Linked DNA regions of Mus musculus: region 2 is linked to region 1. A link is a contact called in ENCODE Hi-C or POLR2A ChIA-PET data. All regions are on one chromosome and are shown on one strand. The core of a region is the stretch at or near the end of the contact, and the rest is flanking DNA. Distances in the headings are between cores, read along the strand shown.

Region 1 (3,981 bases), core at 881-3,380:
TGTCTGTCTCGGCTCTGGCCTTTGGCTGAGCAGCAAAGGGAGAAACTCTTCCACGGGCCCAGAGCAGCTGCTCGAGTTTTTCAGAAGGAAGACAAGAAAGGGAGGGTTTAGAAAAGAGCGGTGTCTTCGGGGATAGGAGGGAAAGGGATGAAAACACCTCAGCGCTTCCTTCCAGCGAGCAGGGCCTGGCTTTAATCAGCTCCGGGAGGCTTTTCCATCACAAAGTCCACACGGGGATAAAGGCTCATGCAAGGCAGCCCCCTCCCCCACGTGAAGCACATTCCACTCCGGTGGGGGTGTGCAGACATGCCCTGCTGCTGCCAATAAATAACTCACGGTGGCTGTGTAAACCCAGAGGCAAAGTACTGGTGTATAGACCCGCAATTGGACTTGTTGCTATTGGGGGGGGGGGGGGCGAGTTAGGAGTGGAACCCCACTGCGGCCAGAGGAAAGGGATTCATTTAGTTTTAAGCTTGCAACCGAAGCACCACGACCACACTACAAGGCCTTTGTCCCAAAATACCAGCCAGGGGCGAAGGGAGGGTTGGTGGGTGAGGGAGTGAGCTTGGCTTTTCTTTTACTAGTACATAGGGCGATCGTATGTTTGGTGGAGGGGCGGGGGGGGGGGGGGAGGATTCCGCACGCACCCGCAACTGCCATGGAGCCACAGCCTGGTCCGTATAGATGCAAAGCTTCTCAATAGTCAGGGGCGTGGTTTCGCGCAGCTTGGAGGCCAGCAACAGGCAGACGGTACCTAGAAGCTGCAATTGCGCCTTTCGGGTGGGGACGCAGGACAGGTAGCGATCCAGGTAGTTCATAGCCAGAGGGAAGACATCCTCCTCGCAGCGCTGCTCCTCACACACCTGAGGGAGGGCGCACGAGTCATTGCTAGGGAAGGACCAAGTGAAACACGGCAGCGTGGAGAAGTGGGGGTGGGGGGTGGAGGGAGAGTGGAATGCGAAGCAAAAAATAAACCGAGAAGGGATAAACTTAGAGCGACAAGTATCAATAACCGAGGAGGATGTGCCCTCCCCAAGGTGACCCCCCCACTTCCTCTGCATGGTCTCTTCCCCACCCCGGAGTAGGGGGTGTAAAAGAGAAGCCCATGCTCACGAAGGATTCCAGACTCCCCTCCCCCACGGCGAGCGGAAGGGGGACGGAAGGGTCACCTAGAGAGAATTGGGACCTTACCCTCATTACCGCCACCCACTGCACACACACTCCCAGGGGGAAGGGAGGGAACTCCTGCCGCGGTCTCCCGCACTTTTCATTTCCCTGTGGACCGGAACCGAGCCTGCGCCACCCCCACCCACCAGTTTCCCCCGCCAGAACCCCGCGATAGACACAGGAACCAGTTCTGGGGCTAAGGCGGCCGAGGCCAGGGTTTTCCAAACGCGCCCTCCAGAGAGCACCGGGTGAAGAAGGAAGCAGGAGACACCGAGGAAAGCCACTGGGGAAAGAGTGGCCCTTAGCCCGCTTTCCCGACCCAAAGTGAAGTTTAGTTACAGTGCCAAGTGACTGGAAATCACAGAAGAAGCCGATCAGGATTGGGGAAAGGAAAGGGACAGAACGCAGGCAGCTGCTTAGGGCGCCTGTGTGAAAAGGCCAGGCCCCAGTAGTCTGGGCCGCCAAAGCATCTTGCAGATTGTGGTCGGGATCGCAAAGATCCGACAGGGAAAGTTCAATTTGTCCCAGAGCCGGGGGTGGGGGTGGGGTGAGGAGAGGGGACCCGTTCGGGCCTTACCTCCAGCATCCAGTATGCCAGCATCTTCCGCATGTGCGGCTTGATCTCCTTTTGCACGCACTGGAAGTAGGAGGCTCGCGGCACGTAGCGCTCCTCCAGGCGGAGTAAACTCTGCAGGACACGCTGGTCCCCAAGCAGCCGCGGGTCGGGCCCGGCCCGGGGCGCGTGCCGGGTGCCCTCGCAACACAGCAGCTCCATCCTGCGATGGCTCACGGGTGAGAGCAAGAGTGCGGGTTAGCGAGTCCTAGGAGAAGCGACGCGCGTGAGGGAGAGCGCGGGGTGCGGGCGGGTCTGGCGCTGGCGCTGGCACTGTGCGGAGAAGCCCCAGCCCGCCCGCCACCCGCGCGCACCGCTTCCCTGACAGGCGCCCCGCCCCTCGCGACGATGTAGCAACCGTGGAATGCTCCTACGTCACAACGTTCTAAGGGGCGGGGCCGCAGTCGGAAAGGGCTGGCGGGCGCTATACCCTCCCTCCCTCCCCGCAGCCCCATTGGTCCGCTGGGCTCCGGCCCGCACGCTTCCGGGCCCTCGGGTCCCTTCTGACCAAGAGGGTAGAGAGAACTTTCTGGAAGGGTGCCCTCTTCCCCATCAATGGGCCCCGTCGCGATTCTAGCCACCCAGGAAAGAACTAGGCGCCAAAAGTTATTCCTTCGTGTATACGTCATATTTCATTGCTCTAGGGAATGTGGTCATAACTTTGTACATAGTTGGGTCACTCCTACCCTAAAGTGGCTTCTAGGAATGGCCTCGAGTTGGGCTTTATTTTGCAGACCATGATACTGAGGCACAATAGTAGCTGCAAAGATCTCATTGTTGGTCCGTCGGGAAACTTGACTTAGAATCTCGTCTACTTTAACGAATTGCGCAGATCTGCAGCAGCATCTGGGAGCATGTAGTTTCTGTCCGATTCAATGGCTCAGAGGGTAAACTATCCTGGCATCAAGTCTGGCAACCTGAGTGTGATCCCTGGGACCCACATGATGGAAGAGAAGAGAGCAACTCCCATAAGCTGTCCTCTGACTTCTACACCAAGGCTGTATGTAGCATGTGCGCACACACCTTCATGCACATACACAACGAAAATAAAAAGCAAAAGAAGAAATGCAGTTTCTCAGGTCTGCTGAATGGGACACTGCGTTGCACCAACGGAGGTGTGAGCAGTGTTGGTCAAAATCAGCATATAAAAAGCCATTTGGTGCTGGCTGTGGTGGAGCAAGCCAGTAATCTCAGACCCAGGGAAGTGTTGGCTTAACACCAGGATCCACTATCCACTATACAGACAATTCAAGGCCTGCCTAGAGTCTCTCTCTCTCTCTCTCTCTCTCTCTCCACACACACACACACACACACACACACACACACACACACACACACGGTGGCAGGGGGTGGGCTGCAGATATATCTCAGGTGGTAGAGCTCTTGCTTAGCATGCTCAGAGCCCAGGGCTCAATCCCCAGCACTGCAGAACCCAGAAACGATCAGAAGATTAAGGTCACTGTCTGCTTCCTAATGAGTTCAGGAGCAGCCTGGGCTATATAAGATTTTATCACAAAACCAAGCAAACCAAATGATAATAGCCCATGGAGAATTCCAGGCCAGCCAGACCCATGTCAGATGACTCAAATAACAAGGAAGGAAGGAAGGAAGGAAGGAAGGAAGGAAGGAAGGAAGACAGGCATGACAGAGCACCCCTTTAATCCCAGCACTTTGAAGACAGAGGCAAGCAGATTTCTTTGAGTTCAAAGCCAGCCTAGTCTAAATAAGAGTTCTAGGTCAGGAGGAGCTAATATCATGAGACTATGTCTCAAAAACAAAAATCAAGGGAAAAAAGGATGTAATAAGGAAGGCAGGAAAGAGGAAAGGAGGGAAAGAAAGAAGAAAGCCCACCACTAAGACACTGCTCTCTCTGCTCAGCCCAAGTGAGCCCCAGGAAAGCACAGGACAATATATAAGCAGTGAGATCCATCTACACACTAGTCTACACACTGGACTATGCACTGGTCTACACACTAGTCTACACACTGGTCTACACACTAGTCTTGCGCTGAGCAAGGGGTCAGAATCCACATATGGGGATGGCTTTTCATACAGGAAGGAGGCATGATGGGATTGCTTCAGTCACAGAAGGTCACTGCCCCAGTGGTTTCTCTCCTCGTTGAAACAGTTTGTCTTATTTTATAGCTGACCTCGAATTCTCCAGCTTCGTGCCTCAGTTTCCCAAGTGCTGGGATTACAAA
Region 2 (3,981 bases), core at 411-2,910, 710 kb before region 1:
GAGTTTAAGACTAGCCTGGGATACCTAGTGAGATCAGGCTAGCCTGGAAACAAAATCCCATCTCTAATTTGTACCTGTAACACCAGGGATGGGTTTGGGGGGGGGGGCAGGGAAGGGGGAAGGGGATGGACTGGAGTGCATACACGTGTGTGTATAACACACACAGAGAGAGAGAGAGAGAGAGAGAGAGAGAGAGAAAGAGACAGAGACAGAGAGACAGAGAGAATGAATATGAATGAAGACATGAATGAGTTCTGTGCCCTTCATAATCCAGTCTGTTGAAGAAAGCAGAGCAGGGCAATTCAAGAGATGGAGGGAGGGAGAGGGTACAGTGAAGACCCAGAAGCCACCTGCCCTTGTTTCCAACAGCTTGTAGCTGAAGCTCTAAGGTCTGTTCCTCCCTTGCCAAGTAAACAGAACAGAACAGGCCTCGAATTCACCTCGGCTCAGCCCAGGGTTTCGAGACCCTTCTCCCTGCAGAGTGGCAGAGACCTGGAAGAAGCCTTTTGGGGTCCCAGGTTCGTTTGTGCCCATGTATTTTCTGTCACTTGGTGAAGGGAGGGTTTGCCAGCCCTTACTCTAGCCAGAACAGAACAGGAAGTGGTAAGCGGTTGCCTCGGCAGTCAGGAAGGTCGAAACCAGTGAGCCCCTTGCAGAGTAGCCTCTAGTTGGGAAGGGCCTTTGGGGATTGGTTCCCTTCCAGTCAGAGCTGAGGGACCGGATGTGGCATCAGCATTCCGAGAAAACGAAATTTAAAGTGTGCAGACTTGATACAAGAACTCATACTGGCACCAGTCAGACAAAGGCCAAACAGAGGTCATTTCTGTGAGAAAATTAAATGCTCATTCTTCGTTACAAGGGAACCCACTAGATGAAGGCCAATATAGAGGATACAGCTACATCTTAGCCTGTCTAAGCTCTGCCTGGGGCCAGATATTAGCAGGGGACATTCTCACTGGTCTCTGGTAAAGACCGGTCAGCCCACCCTCCTTCCCCAACCCACAAAACATTAAGATAGTGGAACAAGAAGAGGCAGTGTGGGGTAGACAGGGGAAGTAGTCTTTCTCTTCTACCAACCCCACCCCCACCCCTGCCTCTCACCTGAGACACAGCCCTGTAGCCACAGCAGCAGCAGCAGCAACAGCAGGAACGTAAGAGGCCATGGCTCCATCCAGATGCAATGTCACAGTCAGCCCGGGGATCGAGGGGCAGGACCCACACTGATCCCAGGCATGCCACCTGACCTCCCAGGGTTGGACGGCAGGCTCTGAAAAACCACAGTTGCCTGTTTGGGGAAGTGAGCCCCTGTGGCACACAATGCCCCCAGTGGAGCCTATCACAATTGTGGGGAGAGAAAGTGAGGGTGAGGGCGAGGGCGGGAGCTGTCTGTTTCCGCCCTCTTCCTCAGAACTTCAGGCAGGTGTGGCTGCTCCACCCTGTCTTGGGGCCCCTGGGCCAGAGAAAACTCCAGAACCCCACAATGTCTGTGATTCTCTGCAGAAAACTGGATCCATCTGGGGTGTCTCCTCATTCACAGCAGCTGGTCCTCCACTCGGGGAACTGGAGGAGAGGCTTCTGGAACATTCTGTAGAGACTTCATGGGATCTTCTGGGTTCTGAGATTCAGGAGCAGGTGCTCTCTGGCAGGCCTTGACATACTCCTTCAGAAGGAAGGTCTTTAGTCTGGTAAAATGGACTCCTTCAGTCACCCTGACCCTCCTCTGTCCAGGCTAGTCACTTCAGTCACTCCTGCTCACAGTTGCAAATAACCTCTCACGGACTCACGTGCGGGCTTATTTTTGTCATGGGGGAAACAAGATGCAAATTTTAAAATTCTCTCTCTCTCTCTCTCTCTCTCTCTCTCTCTCTCTCTCACACACACACACACACACACACACACACACACACACGTGCGCGCAGCCTCTCCCTCTCCCCTCTCCTCCCCTCTCCTCTCCCCTCTCCCCTCTCCTCCCCTCTCCTCCCCTCTCCCCTCTCCCCTCTCCCCTCTCCCCTCTCCCCTCTCCCCTCTCCCCTCTCCCCTCTCCCCTCTCCCCTCTCCTCTCTCCCCTCTCCCCTCTCCCCTCTCCCCTCTCCTTCTCCCTCTCCCTCTTCCCGTATTTCCCTGGCTCTGTTTTTCCTGGTCCTAAGTCACCCAGCAATTTTCTCTAGCCTTCCACTGCTCCAAGGCTTCCAGGCTTCTTGAAGTGAGGTAAACCTTCCCCTCCCCCACCTCCTCTCAAATGACCCCGCCCTCAGAGCCCCTCCCTCCCCTTGTTCTGCAGGCTTAGGCCACCTTGGAGCACACAGTTCTGTCTCTTCAACTTCCTCCCCTCAACCATATCTCTCTTCTACAGCCACCCGGCTCTAGCTAAAATGACCCAGCATTTGGCCCAAGACTCCACCCATCCCTCTGTCTCCAAAGAATCAAAAGACTCTACTGATGTCCAACAGCTGTGCAACCTGCTCTTGTGGATTATGGAGGCTCAGGGGACTCCGTGATTATATGGGATCCCTCTACTTGTTTAGGACACTGAACAAAAAGTTCTGCCATTTGCACAGCCAAAGTCTTTACACGAACTTGAACTCCCAAGTCCCAGACCAAAGGAATTGTAGTTTTGCTCTCTTCAAATTTCTCACATTTTAAACTCATTCATTCATTCATTCATTCATTCATTCATCCATCCATTCATTCATTAGTTCTTACAGTGTGCTTGCTCTGCATGGCCCTGAACACTATGGGGAAAGGATGAAAGGGCTCTGATGTGACATTCAAAGGGACACTGAGACACATTATCTTTTGAGGGAGAGAAATGTATTTAATACTGTGAACAGAAGTTCCTGGAAAGATCTGCACCTGATGTTGAACCTTCTAGGAGGCTGACTGACTGACTAGAATGTCAGTTGACACATTTAGGACTCTGTTTTCTGTTTGTGAAGCCCACGCTGCTCCAAGCTGCCCCCACCTTGGCTGCTCAGCCAAGATGAATTGTACCCTAAACTGCACTCCCAAACCAATGAAGTTCACTGGCAAGACGGCTCAGCAGGTAAGGGGGCTTTTGAGAAGCCAAAGGACCTGAGTTCCATCCTCAGAGTCCCAGGGTTTGGTTTCAGACCCCAGAACAAACAACTGAGGTGCACAACTTATATACCAAAGCAGACCTGGCCTCCAGTTTCTCCCAGCATCCCTCAGTCCCTCCTTGGCACAACCCCACCCTCTACCCAGACCTTACCAGCCCAGGGGCTGGGCTGACCTTCCCCCACAGGCGCTTCCCTATATAATCCAGACCTTTTAGTCTCTTTGCTGCCCCCTTTTCTCCTCTTTTCTTTTTCTCTTCCCCCTCCCTTCATTTCCCTTCCTATGGCTACTTCCCAGGCCTCTTTCCTTGAGACCAATGAACTTGCACACCCAATAGCAGCTTCCTAGTAAACCTGCTTTTATACACTCTAATCTGGCTTGAATTGCTTTGTTTCACCAGTGGAGAAAAAACTTATCACACATGATGGAAGGAAAGAACTGAGTCCAGGGAGGTGTGCTCTGTCTGTCTGTCTGTCTGTCTGTCTTTCTCTCTCTCTCTCTCTCTCACACACACACACACACATACACACACACACTCATGCACACACACACACACACACACACATGTGCACACACACTTGCATACACACTTGGATGAGGTCACCCTGAGGAAAGGTTAGCTTTGCAAAATTCAATTCAATGAACAAAGAGAAAGAATGTACCACATCGGTGCGTCTATTGCTATCTGGTTAAATAGATTGTATTCTTATTATAATGATGTCATTAGTTTTTATTCTCATTGTTTAGAGACAAGATTTCATCTAGCCCAGGATTAAACCCTCTGTGTTGACAAGGATGATCTTATACTTTAAACAATAAGATTTTTTTTTCCAGGTGTGATGGTGAGCCCAAGGACAGCCTGGTCTACATAGTGAAAATCTGTCTCAAAAACAAACAAACAAACAA

Evidence for each region. Hi-C counts contacts between places; a loop is a spot of excess contacts on that map. ChIA-PET counts read pairs that join two places held with the same protein, here RNA polymerase II (POLR2A).
Region 2: a loop to region 1 is called in a map of regulatory T cell, with 4 times the contacts of the local background. The contact joins the promoter of Treml2 here to the promoter of Ccnd3 in region 1. A Hi-C loop is called at or near these places in 1 of 37 maps with a recorded cell type or tissue (regulatory T cell). POLR2A ChIA-PET finds 5 or more read pairs at or near these places in 1 of 5 experiments (embryonic stem cell).

Annotation. Positions count from the first base shown.
Region 1 is chr17:47,591,616-47,595,596 of GRCm38, reverse strand. It overlaps Ccnd3 (cyclin D3), which reads right to left and starts at 2,130. Exons shown (of 5, transcript NM_007632.2): 1 at 1,745-2,130; 2 at 648-863. The coding sequence starts at 1,942.
Region 2 is chr17:48,297,717-48,301,697 of GRCm38, reverse strand. Treml2 (triggering receptor expressed on myeloid cells-like 2) reads right to left here and starts at 1,660. Exons shown (of 5, transcript NM_001033405.2): 1 at 1,102-1,660. The coding sequence starts at 1,171.